Regions from separate parts of the Homo sapiens genome. Here region 2 is linked to region 1. Evidence: chromatin contacts called from ENCODE Hi-C or POLR2A ChIA-PET data. All regions are on one chromosome and are shown on one strand. The core of a region is the stretch at or near the end of the contact, and the rest is flanking DNA. Distances in the headings are between cores, read along the strand shown.

Evidence for each region. A loop is a pair of places that touch in the nucleus more often than their neighbours do. ChIA-PET counts read pairs that join two places held with the same protein, here RNA polymerase II (POLR2A).
Region 2: a loop to region 1 is called in a map of Caco-2, with 17 times the contacts of the local background. The contact joins two enhancer-like sites. A Hi-C loop is called at or near these places in 1 of 168 maps with a recorded cell type or tissue (Caco-2). POLR2A ChIA-PET finds 5 or more read pairs at or near these places in 1 of 52 experiments (AG04449).

The regions. Positions count from the first base shown.
Region 1 is chr10:78,453,984-78,461,721 of GRCh38, reverse strand. LOC107984245 (a long non-coding RNA gene) reads left to right here. Exons shown (of 3, transcript XR_001747513.2): 1 at 1-3,802. Among named protein-coding and RNA genes, the nearest start is that of LINC00595, 190 kb to the right of the region's middle. Within about 2 kb of position 3,486, at least 2 of the 41 ENCODE cell types and tissues checked have a DNase peak (open chromatin) inside an H3K27ac peak, as active enhancers do.
Region 2 is chr10:78,771,184-78,778,921 of GRCh38, reverse strand. No RefSeq gene overlaps it. Among named protein-coding and RNA genes, the nearest start is that of ZMIZ1-AS1, 290 kb to the left of the region's middle. RefSeq lists an enhancer at 1,055-1,942. Within about 2 kb of position 3,586, at least 15 of the 41 ENCODE cell types and tissues checked have a DNase peak (open chromatin) inside an H3K27ac peak, as active enhancers do.

The DNA of each region.
Region 1 (7,738 bases), core at 2,237-4,736:
GACAAGAAAGTTAGACAGGGCCCTCACTGGACAGAGGATAACTGGCCAGCCCAACACTCCAGATTTCAATTTCCATTGAGACTAAAGGGCCATAGCGTAGGAGCAATAGGCAGCTGGGCCGGAGTGGCCTCAGTGAGTCAATGCAGGGATATTCACTGAGCATGTAGCTTGGGCCAGGGACTGCTTAAAAGGAAGCTGCTGGGGGAACACCGACCATGGTCCTCAGCAGAGCAGGAAGCTGGGATCCCAGGAGCCATGGCAAGCTCCAGATGAGAAGTGAGTACAAACTTGCAGAACAGACAAAGAGTGAGGAAGTGGAGGCTAGGTCAAAAAGCGGAGAGTAAAGCAGGCTTCTGTCCTTCAAGGCCCAGCCCAGAAGACCCTATGCCCAGTGATATAAGATCCTCATCACTCTGCCCCAGGAACAACTGGTATGATCCATGAGCAGTCCTGGGCAGGGCAAATACCTGGGCTTTGAGTACTGAATAAGGTGCGATGCACAGTCCCTAAGAATCATGATGACATCCTTAGAGTGTTATCTTAAGGTAGCCCTGTTTAGTCCTTGCCTCTTATCCACCCGCTACAAAGAGCAGTCAGTTTAAAAAATGGCTTGGCTCACAGATCAGGAACCCCTCAAGAGCAAAGACCTACCTCCCCCACTGCAGCCCAGCAACCTGTAGGGTTTTCCTGCAGTCGAACAAGTGTAGCTGGAATTGCATTCACCCACCTGTTCCTGAGTTCTCCTGGGACACAATGTTGGATTGGTGGGCACTAGTATATTCTTTTCACAAGTGCTGGAATATCACTATTTCAAACAGCTTAATGATCATTGTACATGTGCCCTGAGCAAGGCTGCATGAATAACTAAAATGTCAAATGTCTTTGTTTTAGCTGCGATTCTATCAACTCTGCAGGTCTCATAAGCATGAGCCACATGCCAATTAGAATCTCTGATGGTCAAGTATAAATGTCTTTGTTTCATAAAAATGAAAGAATGAGTTCATTATCACTTAACTCCCTCTAGAAGAAATAATCTTTTAAAAACTTAAGATCCATAAGGAGGAAAGATGGGTTGTTAAAGCAGGTCCTCCCTAAAGATTGCTTCCTTGCCTGTGAATAGAATGAATCCAATGGCATCATTTCCTAGAACCAAGTTGAATTTCCCACTGGAACCAGAATTCCAGAAAGCCCTGGACATCACTCTACATGTCAAGGCTGCAGACACACACACATCAATTCTGAAAGAGGGAGGATTCCAAGAGTGATGGTGCCTGCAGGGCCTTCTGAGATAAGATGAGGAGTCTTTCTGGTTTCCAAGGGGAGGAACCCAAGCTACAGTCTCACTGGCACCAAAGATTAGAGAGGTTAGTGATTGAGGACCCAGGGAGGCAGCTGCTCTCTGAAGACTCTTCCCTAGTGGAGCTATACCTCAGCTCAAAAAGGCAACCACAAATCTTGTGTCCAGCACAGCTCCAATTCAAGCAAATTTCATTCTCTTTCACCAAGGAAAGTCTATACACATACACATGTATATACACACATGTATGTATATATGTTTATATATGTGTGCATGCATACATACATACATATGCATGTGTATAAAATGGGATTTGAATTATAGACTTAGACCTGTCTTTTCATCAAAATAAATAAACAAACATGAATTTACCCATCAGAAAACTTCAGTTGTCAGGACCTGTGTCTGATATTTAGCTGGGGAAATTTCCCCTGTCACTGGGGTGGTGGATGTTGTCTCAGAGCTGAACACTGGGCTGGTGGGGTCATCGGAGGATGATGAGGATGAATCAAGGCTGTTCTCCCACTTTCTCCAGGGCTGTGCCTGGGACCATATGTGTATGTGTGGCTGAGAGGAGGCATGGGTCCCAAGACATGGGTCATCAGAGACTGAAGCTCTCCAGGGCAGCCTGAGAGATCTGGCAGGGCTCTGGGGGCGCCTCAGTTTTGTGAATCACCGCCATGTGGTGCCTTTGGAGTCAGCCAGCTCTGCCTCCTAACCCCATCCCCTCACTCACCAGATGTGTACCTGGGTCTCAATTTCCCCCATCTGTCATTGAGGACAGTCATACCGACCTCAGGGAGGGATCAGGTGAGATAAATGTGATGATGACCAAAATGCAAGACAATTACTGATCATGAGCAGATGAAGTCTAGAAAGGGGGAAATTGGTCCACAGAACACAGTGGGTCAATGAGGGACTTAGAACGAAAACTCGAGTCTTGGGTTCCCAGGCCAGACCTCCTTTCACTGCACCAGGGATTTCAAAGTGGGATCCACAGATGTACTGTCAGGGGCCCTTGAGTGATATGAGAGTCTTTTTTTATTCTGATATTTTCATTTTAAAAATTGAAAAATATCAGTGAGACCCTATTGGGGTTGTGTGTGGATGATCATATTATCACCAACTAATGCTTCAGGAATGCAGAGTTCACATTTGCATTTGGGTTTACTATCATGTTTTTGCAAAATGAAGGCCAAATGACTTCATGGACTGCTGTACAAACAAAGGTTTAGCAATTGTTCAAACAGAGATAAGTGGAGGGAGGATTGAGTCATCAAACAGAACAGGGGACACAGACATGCCACAAATAAGCTGCTCTGCATTGAAGCTGGTAGAATTGTAGTCACTGTTTTGCAAGCAGGTGCCTGAGTGAATGCCACCTTGGTTTGCAACAACTTGCAAGACAACACTAGCAGCTGGAAATGGTAAATGGTATATAGTCTTACTAAATGGTACATATTTCTATATATTTTAAATTATTATATTTTGAAGTGCTCTATTAAGTTGATCGCTTCATCAAAATTCTAGGTCTGTGTTTAGAAGTGTGTTCATTGTAATACATGAAAAATATAATAATATTGATAATAACTCTAATGATGGTCTAGCATGTCCAAACATCAAAATGATCTAGTTGATAACAAGCGGAACTTAAATGGGAATGTATCCTTCTATTATTAAACCCAACGTTGGTTGTTTTACTTTCAGCAAAACATCATCTGTCACATTAAATTAATGCCATTAATTTGAATTTTAATGGTTTTGTAGCTTTATTTGCATTTAATTTGTAATTGTGTTTTGGTTTTACAGCTGTGTAAGAGCTAAAAGCATAAGAGATTTATACTTACTTTTATGTTTGTATATATTTAAGTAACAATATGATCAAAATAATTCTTATCAACACTGGGGGTCTGCAATGATAGCTTTCCCTTTAGAAGGCATGTTTTAGTCAACTTTAGGAATCACTGAGACTGCGCCACAGCACACTGCTCAATGCACAAGAGGGATTGCATTTGAACAGTACTAGGTGGGATTGGATCCAGCCCAGTATGTTGTGGGAAGGGCATGTGGGGAAAAAATTCCCCTGGGAATTTAGGTCCAGGCTTTTCAAAGTGCTGGGTTACTTAGTCACCATCTCAGATGACTCAGGGACCCCAATCAGCTACCAATATCTTTTGGCTCTCTTTCTGCTGTTCCTTTACCAAACAATTTCGTGTAATTCGGTGATAAGCCACTGAGAGTTCAGACAGAGATTCTTAACCTGAATCCTATAACAAACTTCGCTGGAGGAGAAACCCACAGCCTTCACCAGAGTGTCACCCGCATGCTTCCAGCATCCTCAGAGGATGGGGCCAGCCCCAAAATGCTGTGGGGGCAAGGGCTGGTGTGTCCCTGGACCTGACTCTGCAGCAGGCACTTTTTTCCTTGCCTTCCACTCCCACGTAAAAGCCGGCAGAGGAAAGAGACTGGAAAAGGCTGGGTCACTTCCCTGAGATGCACAGCTGGGTAAGTAACTGAGCAGGAACTTGAACTTGGGTCCACAGGACTCCAGAGCCTGGGCTCTCTCTGGCCTAGTAGCTGTACGTGAAGGGAGAGGAAAACAGAGCCCATGCCCCTTGTGCTCAGGGAGTTTCCAATCTCTTACATCTAGGACTTGTTCTCCTAAGGGACTGGATAGGAGTGGGACTCCTTCCACTGAAACCCCAAAGCCCAGGACAATGGGTGTCAAATGCCCCTACCATCCAAGGGGTATAGCTACCAGGTTCCTTCCTCCTGGATTTGTTAAGAGGCTTCTACACTGCCTGCTCCTCACCTCCTCAGTCCACATCCACCCTGCTTAAGCAGAAGAAAGAGAATTGATGTGAATGTGGAGGAAACTTTACGTAAAATACTGTGACTCGGCTGCTCCGTGCACTCCTGTAAGCTACTAGCAGGGGCTCCAGAGAACCTCTTGCAGAGATTGGGGTGCCTGTACAGAGAGAAGACTCATGCTTCCTTCCCCAGTTGGAGGCCCATTGCACTGCAGAAACTCCAAGCCCACCATGAGGCACAGAAATTTCCAGAAGAGTTTATCACATGTCCCCTGGGTTGTGGGGGAAGGGGGTGGGGACTTAGAGTAGGAACTGAACCTGTCCCACCTTAGAACTCAGGACAGGAGGCTGGCCGGAGTGGGGTGAGGCCAAGGGCAGCTGCAGCAGCCTGCAGGCCCGCCTTTGCCCTGGAAAGAGAATGTGAGCTTCTCCAGGGCTGAAAAGAGGCCATAGAAGGCGAGCAGTTTCTGGCACTGTGATGGGGACCCACCCCGGGGGTCACAGAGGAGGGTCCACAGAACACCCAGCACTGGGGTACCTGCCTTGACAGAGACTTTGAAAGCCTCTCCTTGAACTGAGGTGGCAGCAGTGGCCATCCAAAAAGAGAGGGTCTGCTTTTCTCCAGCTCCTCACTTTGCCTGGCCCCGGGGAAAGCAGGACGAAGGTGGATGCATTCATTTCCTAGAGCTGCCGAACAAACCCTACAGACTCAGAGGCTTAAGACAATTGAATTTGTTGGCTCACAGTTCTAGAGACCAGAAGTCCTAAGTCAGGGTGTGGGCAGGGCCGCGCTTCCCCTAACGGGCCCAGGGGATGATCTTTCTGGCCCATTCAATCTCCCGGCTCAGAGATGCGTGCTCCAGTCCCACAGCTGGCTGCTCCCCACTCATCTCCAAGTTGTCTCCCTCTCTGCTTGTCGGTCTCCCTGTCCAAATTCCCCACCATCCACCCCCCCATTTTTTTGTTGTTTTTTTGTTTTTTGTTTTTGAGATGAAGTCTCACTCTGTAGCCCAGGCTGGAGTGCAGTGGCATGATCTTCACTCACTGCAACCTGCTCCTCCCAGGTTCAAGCGATTCTCCTGCCTCAGCCTCCTGAGTAGCTGGGGTTATAGGCACGTTCCACCACACCTGGCTAATTTTTGTACTGTTAGTAGAGATGGGGTTTCACCATGTTGGCCAGGCTGGTCTTGAACTCCTGACCTCGTGATCCACCTGTCTCAGCCTCCCAAAGTGCTGGGATTATAGGTGTGAGCCACCTCGCCCTGCCCAAATTTTCCCTTTTTATAAGGAAACATCATATTGGATTAGAGCCTCATTTTAATTGGATCACTTCTGTAAAGACTATTTCCAAATAAGGTCATACTCTGAGTCCCTGGGGGTTAGGACTTTAGCATCTGTTTTTGGGGAGGACATAAAGGAAGAGTAAGAAAGAACTGACCACAACCCATCCCTGGGCCACCGCAGGCCTCTGCCCACCAAGCTGCCGGGAGAGAGAAACTTTGAACTGGATGTCCGTGGAGGCTGTGCGTGGGCCGGATAGGACCTGTTTAATATCTGAGAGGAAAATACTTTCTATCCCTGCATGTGACAGGGAGGCTCTGGTACATGCCTGCAATGCCATCAGGAGGGTGGGGAAGATCTAGCCAGGCATGTTTGAAAGCATCCAAGGGAGAGAAATAAAGCCATTTCCTGTTCGTGCCCCGTCGAGTTCAGCCCATTCAATATATGGTTATGTATACAAGAGGCAGCTAGGGACTGAGGCAGCGTAGCATAACATCAAGTGAACTAAATCAACTCTGGGGGGAGAGAAAGTACCAAGACAGTCAGGGAGAGAAGACTCAGCGAGGGCCCCTGCAAGAGAGGCGTCTGGGTGGGCCTCCAAGGATGGGTAGATTCTGCCGAGTGGGCAGAGGGAGAAGGTGAGAGTGGACAGGTGGTGTGTGAGCAGAGCTGCAGAAGCCTGCCCCAGTGCCCAGCTGGAGACAGCCTGGATTCTATCCCGCGAAGGTCTACCACCCTCTTAAAGAACTTTTATGTCCCCCATCCTGGGCGGCGGATGCAGATTTTATGTGTGTCTGCAGGAGGCTAAAACTGTCTTCAAACACGAAATTATAATGATCAGATGTCTGTCTGAGGGATGGGAGCATTTCCTCTAGCTGAAAGAACACAGGCAGACAGTGCCAGAAGTGGAGTATAAATAACCCACTACCACTCCGCTCCTTCCCATTGCCGAGGCTCCTGGCCCCAAGTCTCTTTCTCCCACTTGGCAAGATCCCAGGTTGGTTTTAATGAACAGTTTTGCTTTCCTGGCTACACGCATCTAGGTTTTCCAGGATCTGGAAGATATACCATTCCTTTTCTTCTCTTCTGGCTTTTGAACAAAGCAGAGGCTCTCTGGGCTCTTACGATGGTGAAGAGAATAGAAAGGTGCCACTCTCCTGTCAGAAAGGAGAGGTCAGAAGGAAACTGCCCACTACAAAGAAGAGGCCCAGAGCCTGATGTTTTGCAAAGAGGTTCTTTCTCTGCCAGGCTTCCATCCTCATTTCTGAAGTCAGTGGGCCACGGGAAGTCAGTGATGAGGTGTCTGTAAATAGGGGACCCTTTGCAGAGACCATGCATTCTGCTGTGATAACACCCTAACCTATAAGAACAAATCTAGCCTCGTTTTCCAACCTGATGCACCTGTTCTCCCTCTTAAGTACACAGCCAAATTGCACACCATGTGCTGTTCACACCCACTACCCTCAAATGCCTCCAATGCCGGCACTGGCTTTTCTGCAAGATCCTTCTCCCCCCAGGTCCCTACCTCCAAAGCCTCATCCTTTCTTAAAGCCCAGGACACACACGCCCTTGCCATAAGCTGCCTCCCTGGACCCCCACAGACCCAGCATTATTTGTCTGTTCATCCTTCCCAGGGATTATTTTCTAATGAGCATCAGAGCCTTGCTTCCCAGAAGGGTGTTGAGGAAGCCAAGTGATGCTCGCCATACTTCAGAGAAAGGGCCAGTTACGACCAAATTAAGTTAGAGGATCCTGGATTCTACAGCCTTCTGGGAGAGTAAACAAGATACAGCATATTTACAGCTAAAGATTCCTACAATAATGAAACATGCTCGACCTCCTTTGACTCAGCATTTCCCAGGCTCTCTGACCACAGAATCCTTTGTTCCCATAACATCTATTAATCGTCCCCAGGCGTGGTGGGTGGTGTCTCAGGGACCCACTTTTGAAAAGCTCCATGAGGCTCTGGTGTGCAGCACATCCACCCTCCCCTGGCCGGTCCTTGGGGTGCAGGTAGGGGTGGATCCAGGTCTTACATCTGGTCTGATTGGCCTTTTCCTTGGCACCATGACCTGTATGTTGCTGATGACAGCAGTGACTGGGGTCACTCTCACTCACTCATGCAGAACAGACTTGGGGAGATGGCAGATTGTGTGCTGACATACAAAGAAGACACGAGCTCACCCTCTGTGATTTAAACACACTCCCCATTAACCCACTGCGTGTCTCTTCCCTTCTCCAAAATGGGAGGGATGCAGTGAACTTCTCCAGGGGGAAGACAGACTTTAGTAGCCACACAAAGCCTCCCAGACAATGAGGTATATTGGGAATCTTGTGGGCTTTGGGGGCA
Region 2 (7,738 bases), core at 2,337-4,836, 320 kb before region 1:
TCCTCTCCTGGCATAATCTTTTAACCAGTGTGCTTTGGCATGAGGGGTTTGCTCTGCCCAGAGTATCCTGCCCTCCAGCTCTGACCCTGGAAATCTGATTGACCCCATCCTCTCACCCAGCTCCCATCTGTCCTCCTGGTGAGAGAAGCCTGCCATGCTCTCTTGGGCTCATCAGGTCCCTCTGTCCTCTGATCCCGGGTAACAGCGAAGGTCTACCCAGCACCCCACTCAGGTAGCCAGAGGGTGCAGAGCCGGACAGGACAGGGGTTCTCAACTTCCACCCAAACTGTGCACTTCCTTAGGGCAGGAGCCATGTCTCCCCAGCATCAATCCTTCCACAGGGCCAGCTGTGGCCAAAGCAGGAGCACAGGATGCATGCTGCAGGGGCGCCATGCAGAACGAGGTGTCCAGGCAAGATATCCAAGACAAAAGGCTTGGATATCTTACAAATCCGGGGGGTTTGTTAGCGCATGGGAAATGGACTCCAGGAGAAACGGAACATCTCATTTCTAGGAGGATGCAATTAAATACCAGACTTCTCCTCATAAAAAGACACATCCTATCCAAAGAACAATCAAAGACACCTCTTATGGAGAGCAAGGGTCTAGCCCTGGCACTGCCCTGGGCCCCCTGGGTGAGCTGCCTGCCCGTTTGGACTTCGCATGCCTCATTTTTCTCTGGTGTGGCATGAAAGGAGGTCAGCCATGTCCACCTCTCATCTTCAGCACTGCAGGTCTCAGTGTCCTCACCAGTGGCCACGATGCCTGCTAGGGGTGGAACGTGCTGGGCTTATTCTCTTGCCTGACTCTGCCTGTCCACCTTGGCATCCCCTAGCTTGCCTTGTGGACAGCCCAAGGGATCGCTGCTTTCCCACACAGCCTCTTGCACCAGTCCAGTGGCTCTGACGTCCAGAAAATGTATCATGCTCATTCCCACTGGACTCCTTGTTAGCCTAACCCTAGGGTGAGCAGCAGAGGGGGAAAAAGTTAGATTTTATAAAGCAAGAGAAGCAAGCTTATGGGGAGAGTGCCTGCTGCATGTTTGCCTTCTCTGTCCTCATCCTGGGGCTGGGACGAGGGGAGGTGGATGGAGTGCTGGCTGTCACCAGGCAGGGCCTGGCCTGGTGTTGGTCCCAAGCTCTGCCTCTTTAAGAGAACCCTGGGGCCAAGATTTATTGGCTGCTGCAGTCCTGCTGCGTGTGTGGCTTTGGTATTTACAGGCCTGGGGAAGGCTGAGGTCTTCCTTCCCAGACTACACAGCTGAAGTGAGCTGGAGTTTGGGCAGAGAATGGCTGCCATTCATGCTGGAGTTTGCAGCAGAACTTGGTGTGCAGCCCAGGGGAGCAGGCGGCCTTGTACTTATAATAGCTCAGTCCTAGGACGGAAATCCCACCCTCCGGGTTCAGACAGGGAGGGGAAGGGAGGGGCCACTTGTCCCCTCCATGTGCCTGGGCACCCATGCCAGGGTCCAGCTGGGGGGCAGGCAAGAGCTGTTGCCTGAGGGTCTACCTTGTGGATGCAGGCACTAGAGACGCAGCAGTGAGGAGGGCAGGCAGGATGTGCCTCAGGAGCTGAGACCAGGAGTGAGATGCCAAAGCAGGTCACAGATTAAATAATGCAGAGGCCACCCGTGCATACTGGGATGTCCAGGGCGGACAGGGTCCCCTTGGCCAGGGCACCTCAGCTCTGAGTCTTCTGCTTACCTGGGGAGTGGTAGGAATGGCATCTACCTCATAGGGTTTTGCAGGGCTGAAACAATGTAATTAATTAATGTAATTAAATAATGTAAATAAATCGTGTAATTAAATAATGCATGCAAAAGGCCTGACGTAGTATTCCATAATGGTTCTTATTTTTACCATAGCCATGGCTGCTAATTGTTAGGGAAGGTAAACTAACACTGCTTCTTAGCCATGGGGTGCTGTGGGCGGAGCACTGTGAAGACCTCGTTTCAAATCTCATCCTTCCTCTTTCTGATGCTGGGACGCAGCACACATCACTCAGGGTTGGAGGGTGCACTGGTGGGTGCCTCGTGATCACAGCCAAGTCAAAGAAACAGGACCTACTGTGTATTGAGCACTTGCTATAAATCAGGAGCCAAGTTAAGCATGTTATCTGCTTTATCACATTTTTAATTTATTGTTAACTTTTTATCATGGAAAATGTATGCAAAAATGGAATAGCGAGGGCCTCCCTTATACTCACTACCCAGCTTCAATAACAATTGGCATTTTTTGTTGTTGTTGTTTTTAAATCAATTCCTCCTGCTTTTCTTCTTTTTCTCTTCCTTCCCCCTCTTTTTTCCTCCTTTTCTTCTTCACTTCATCATTCTCTGCTGGAATATCTAAAGCAAACACCCAACATTGTATCACTTCACCTGTAAATACGTCAGTATGTGTTGCTACTAGTTAAAATATTTTTAAACTGAAACCACACATCTATTATCATACCTTAAAAAGTAAGCAATAATTTTTAACATCATCTAATAACCAGTCTGCACATCATCTCATTTAATCCTTCAAATAACCCACTGGAATTCAAAATATGACTGCTCCCATCTTTCAAATGAAAATTGGAGTGAATGAGATATTTAAGTAACTTGTGCACAGTCCCCCAGCTCACATGACAGCCACACAATACCTGCCTCTGAGCCTTGTTCATTTCTTTATGCCTTTGACAAATATTTATTCTGCAGCTACTCAGCCCTAGCGTTGTTGGAGGTACTTGGGATGCAGCAATAAGTCTTACTGCCTTGGAGTTTATAGGCTACACCTTTGCTCCTCAAAGTGTGGTCCAGGGACCAGCAGTTTGGGCATCCCCTGGGAGCTAGCTAGACATGCAGAAATACAGCCTTGGCCCAGCCTGTTGAATTGGAATCTGTATTTTAATAAGATCCAAGAGATTTGTTGCTATGCACACAGAAGTTTGAGAAACACTGCTTAAGGCCACATTTCTCACCCCTGGCTGCCCATTAGAATCTCCTGGGATGCTTTTAAAAATACTATGCCCAGGGCCCACCCAGAAAAATGAAGCCAGAACCACTGATGATGTTTACAAATTTTCTGTACAGATAGGATTGAGAATTGCCCACCCAGTATGATTGTTTTAAGGATAAATGAGCTGAGATGAAATCTCTAGCATACTACCTAGCACACAGTAGATGCTAAATTAATGCTATATATTTTTTCCCTTTGCTTTTTCAACCCTGTTCCTGGGACCCCCCACAGAGCTGTGTTCTTGGGTGGTGTGTTGCCTTTCTCTGATCCGGAGACATTCTTTGGCCACATGAGCTTCCAACTGGAGTGTTACTCTTTGCTGGGAAACCCCAGAACTGTAAACATGGGGCCTTTCCGTGGGAAATCAGGCTGCAAGACAGACATGAGCTTCTCCCCTTCATGACCTGGTTTGCCGAGTCGGGCTGAGAGCTGCAAACAAAAATAAATAAATAAGTGAAGGCTCAGCCGTGTGTGCAAAGAGCTTTTCTTTCACTACAGCCGGATCCCAGGCCAGACGTTATCTCATCCAGCTTTCTCCCGCCAGGTGACGCGGCATGGGGCAGGTGCCACCAGCTGAGGCTTAAGGGGCAGAGGCTATGGTTTGAGTCGCCAGGCAGGCAGGAGAGGGCTCTGACCTTGGACCTTGGGACAGAACAGCCTGGGCCTGGCCTGACCACACTCTGTGGCCTCAGGGACAGGAATGTTTTCATGCTGGTGGTGGGATTGGCAGAATCCCATGGTGGTGGGGGTGGGCCCGTGTGAAGTCTCCACTCTCCTCCCCTTCTACCGATTGTCAGGATGCTCTCCATGGGGCTGTTTACAGGACTGTAAATGAGCCACAGCCCACGGGGAAGCTGGAGAGGAGTCAGAGGTCCTGCTATGAGAACCAGCAGGGGTCAGGTCTCCTGAGTAGCAAGCACTTCAGGCAGATTCTCCATTCAGCCATTCGTTCGGTGGGAGGCACCACTCCCTATCCTTTGAAAACTGGGAGAATGAGGTCTGCAAATTAGGAGGGGCTTACCAGGGTCACACAGGCTGCTCTAGAGATACCAAGGCCTGAGTTTTCTCTAAGATATGAGAGTCAGGGCCCAAACACTGCCTGGGAAAGGTCCATGCATGCCGAGTGATATCCTTGTCCCCACACGTTGGCTACTCTCAGGATGTGGCGAAATGGAGCCAGCAGGCAAAGAAAGGGGAGGGGACTTAGGCAATACTAGGCTCTGGTCCAACCTTTGGGCTTTCTGGGACTTGGGACTTTGGGCAAGTCACTTTACCTCCCAATGTCTCCGATTTTCTTTCTTTTTTCTTTTTTTCTTTCTTTTTTTTTTTTTTTTAGATGGAGTCTCACTCTGTCGCCCAGGCTGGAGTGCAGTGACACGATCTCGGCTCACTGCAAGCTCCACCGCCCGGGTTCACACCATTCTCCTGCCTCAGCCTCCCGAGTAGCTGGGACTACAGGCGCCCGCCACCACACCTGGCTAATTTGTTTTTTTGGTATTTTTAGTAGAGACAGGTTTCACCGTGTTAGCCAGGATGGTTTCGATCTCCTGACCTTGTGATCCACCCGCCTCAGCCTCCCAAAGTGCTGGGATTACAGACGTGAGTCACCGAGCCCGGCCCGATGTTCTTATGTTTTATGTGGTGCACTGCCTCCAAGCTCACGGTGGGGCTTCGAGGAGTGTGAATAAGAAGGCAGATTGGGAAGAGCTGCCTGGATGACAGGTGCTCCCTGCAAGGGATGGTGAGTAGCCTGCACACTGCACATGCGCCATTGCCACTCCTCACCACCGCACCCACAGCAGACATCACTAACTGATCCCAGCCGTTCCTCTTACTGAGTGAGGACGTCAGACCATCTCATTCCACACTGCCCCAGGCAGCCACGTCCAGTATAGCAGTGCTTGTGTGTGTGTGTGTGTGTGTGTGTGTGTGTTTTTTTGAGACAGAGTCTAGCTCTTGTTGCCTAGGCTGGAGTGCAATGGCATGATCTCGGCTCACTGCAACCTCCGCCTCCTGGGTTCAAGCAATTCTCCTGCCCCAGCCTCCAGAGTAGCTGGGATTACAGGTGTGTGCCACCACACCCAGCTAATTGTTTTGTATTTCTAGTAGAGATGGGGTTTCACCATGTTGGCCAGGCTGGTATCAAACTCCTGACCTCAGGTGATCCACCCGCTTCGGCCTCCCAAGGTGCTGGGATTATAGGCATGAGCCACCGCACCTGGCCAGCAGAGCTTGTGTTTAAGATGAAGACTCTTCCATCCCTACATTGCCTGTTGAGAAGCTGTTGCTCTGGAGGGAGGCATCTCCAGGAAGAGCTGGAGCTTGGGTGAAAATGGAACGGGAAATCAGGAGGAGAGTGAGGGAGGAGACCCAGGCAGGGTAAAGGGATTTTAGTACGAAGTGGACCATGGGCAGTGTCTACAGCACCTAAAAGCCCCTGGCAGTGGGCAGGGTGTGCCGATAATTGATCAGAAAGAGCAGGGACCCAGAGAGGAGCCCCAGTTGGCAGAGCTACTGCCTTGCATCAGGGACTTGCCTCTGATCTTGGATCACGTGCACAAAGGTTCTGCGGGGTCTGTCATGACCATCGTCACTTCTCATGTAAGGGAGCTGAGGCTGAGGAAGGTCACAGTTAAGAGCATGCAGAGCTAGCGCTGGCAGCCACGTTTGCCAGACCCTTAAACCTGCCTCCTCCATTCTGCCTCTCGGGCCTCGGGCCTCTCTCCTGAACAGGGCTGGGGTGACCTGGTCCAGCCCCAGCATTCAGGTGCAGGAAGGCCAGATACCTGCCACATGCAGCGAGTGAGGCCATTCAGGGAGGGCATGGGCGAGAGGCTGAGGGAGAGGGAGGTGTCCTTGCTGGCACTCCTGGGATGGAAAACAGCAGCGTTCAGATGGGCACTCCAGAGCCACTTGACTTGCCAATAGGTTTGGTTTGACCAGAAAAGATCTAAAACTGGGAGGTATGTGACATTCTGCATTTCCAACTTCTCTTGAGAATCAGGTGCACTGCTGTCACTAGGCCTGCATGGTCCTGGGGACAGTGGCAGGAGCTGAGTAGGAGCTGCCTGACCGTATCCTTGCATTTCTGCTTTTCAATCCCTAGAGCGTATGAGTTTGGAATCCTGGGAGAGAGGGCAGGGCAGGGGTGGGAGTCCCCTTCTCCCTTCCCTCTCGTAATGTAACCTCAGGTAACTCCCTGCCCCTCTGGGCCTCAGTTTGCCCATCTCTGACTGAAGCATATGGCCCTAGGAAGCCATGAGTGTCAGGCTGCTGTCCACAAAGCATCCACAAGGGCATCACCCAGGAGCTTGTTGGAAGCGCCGGATCGCAGGCCCCTGAACTATGCTTGTTACATTTATAGAACCCGCAACCCTTGATTTTCTTGCATGAACGACAATGAGGGTATCTTGTACCTCACCAAGTCAGCACTGAGGCCAGAGTCCAGTATACAAGCTTACCCTGGTTGTTCTGTCAAGAAGAATGAGCAGGAGAGGCCAGGCAAGGCCACTGTCAGGGATGGAAGGGAAGCTTCCCACGTAAGCGACTGTGCAGGCCTGAAATGGCCACTTGGGGCCAGGGAAACCCGGCCAGCCTATATGGAGCTCCCAGGCTGGGGCAGAAGGCCAGGCACACAACACACAGAAACACTCAGGACCATGTCCTAGGAATGGGGAGAATGGGGGATGGAGGCTGCAGGAGGGCAGAGACAAGGGGTCAGGTTGGGCCTGGAGGCCGGATGCCCTCTCTGGATGCAAAGTATTCCTCTCCGCTGCTCTGCCGGGGCAATCCCAAGGCTCATAGGCATCATCTCCAGGCCCCATCACAGGCAGCAGGGGGCCACAATTAAATTTAAATGCTCATCCATTTTCCCCATAAGCACCAGCATTTTCCATCCCTTTTATGGATTTCTGAGGAATGATAAAATGCAGCTGTTTTGGCTCCTGAGCCAATGAAATAATAAAAGGTGGCTTGAGTCTCCTCCAGGGAAATCAGCTGCTTACTTATTTATTTTGACTCCAAAACTTCTATTCAGGTCTCATAATGTACAAATGGCTTCCAAACCTGCCCCTCTATTGCCCTGGCCCTCACCTCGACTCATTTCTTTGTGACTTCTTTGCAGACAATCAGAAGCCTTCTAGAGATGTGACCTTGGCCAGTTTTTGTGCTTCCCTTTCCTCTTCTGAAAAAACATGGGTATTTTAACCCCAATGCCACACAGGCAGGCCCCATGGCACGGGAGAATGAGATACTGTAGGTCATAGCCCAGCACCATGCCTGGCACATAGCAGGCACCCAGTAATGCCGCTTGCCTGCCTTTGGATTTCCTGGGGGTTAAAAATTCATATAAAGCAAACTGCCTGGCTGCTGTTCTTGTTGTGCCTCAGACGTTGCTGTTTTATTTGCCAGGAAAACAGGCCTGGCCTTCACAGGCACAGGATTTCTCAGGCCCATAGGTTCATTTAGGCCTCACCATAACCTTGAGACATTAAGAGATTCCACCACGGCCAGGCGCAGTGGCTCACGCCTGTAATCTGAGCACTTTGGGAGGCTGAGCTGGGTGGATCACTTGAGGTCAGGAGTTCAAGATCAGCCTGGCCAATATGGTGAAACGTCATCTCTATTAAAAATAAAAATAAAAAAATCAGCCAGGTGTGGGTGCGCATGCCTGTAATCCCAGCTACTCGGGAGGCTAAGGCAGGAGAATCACTTGAACCCAGGAAGTGGAGGTTGCAGTGAGTT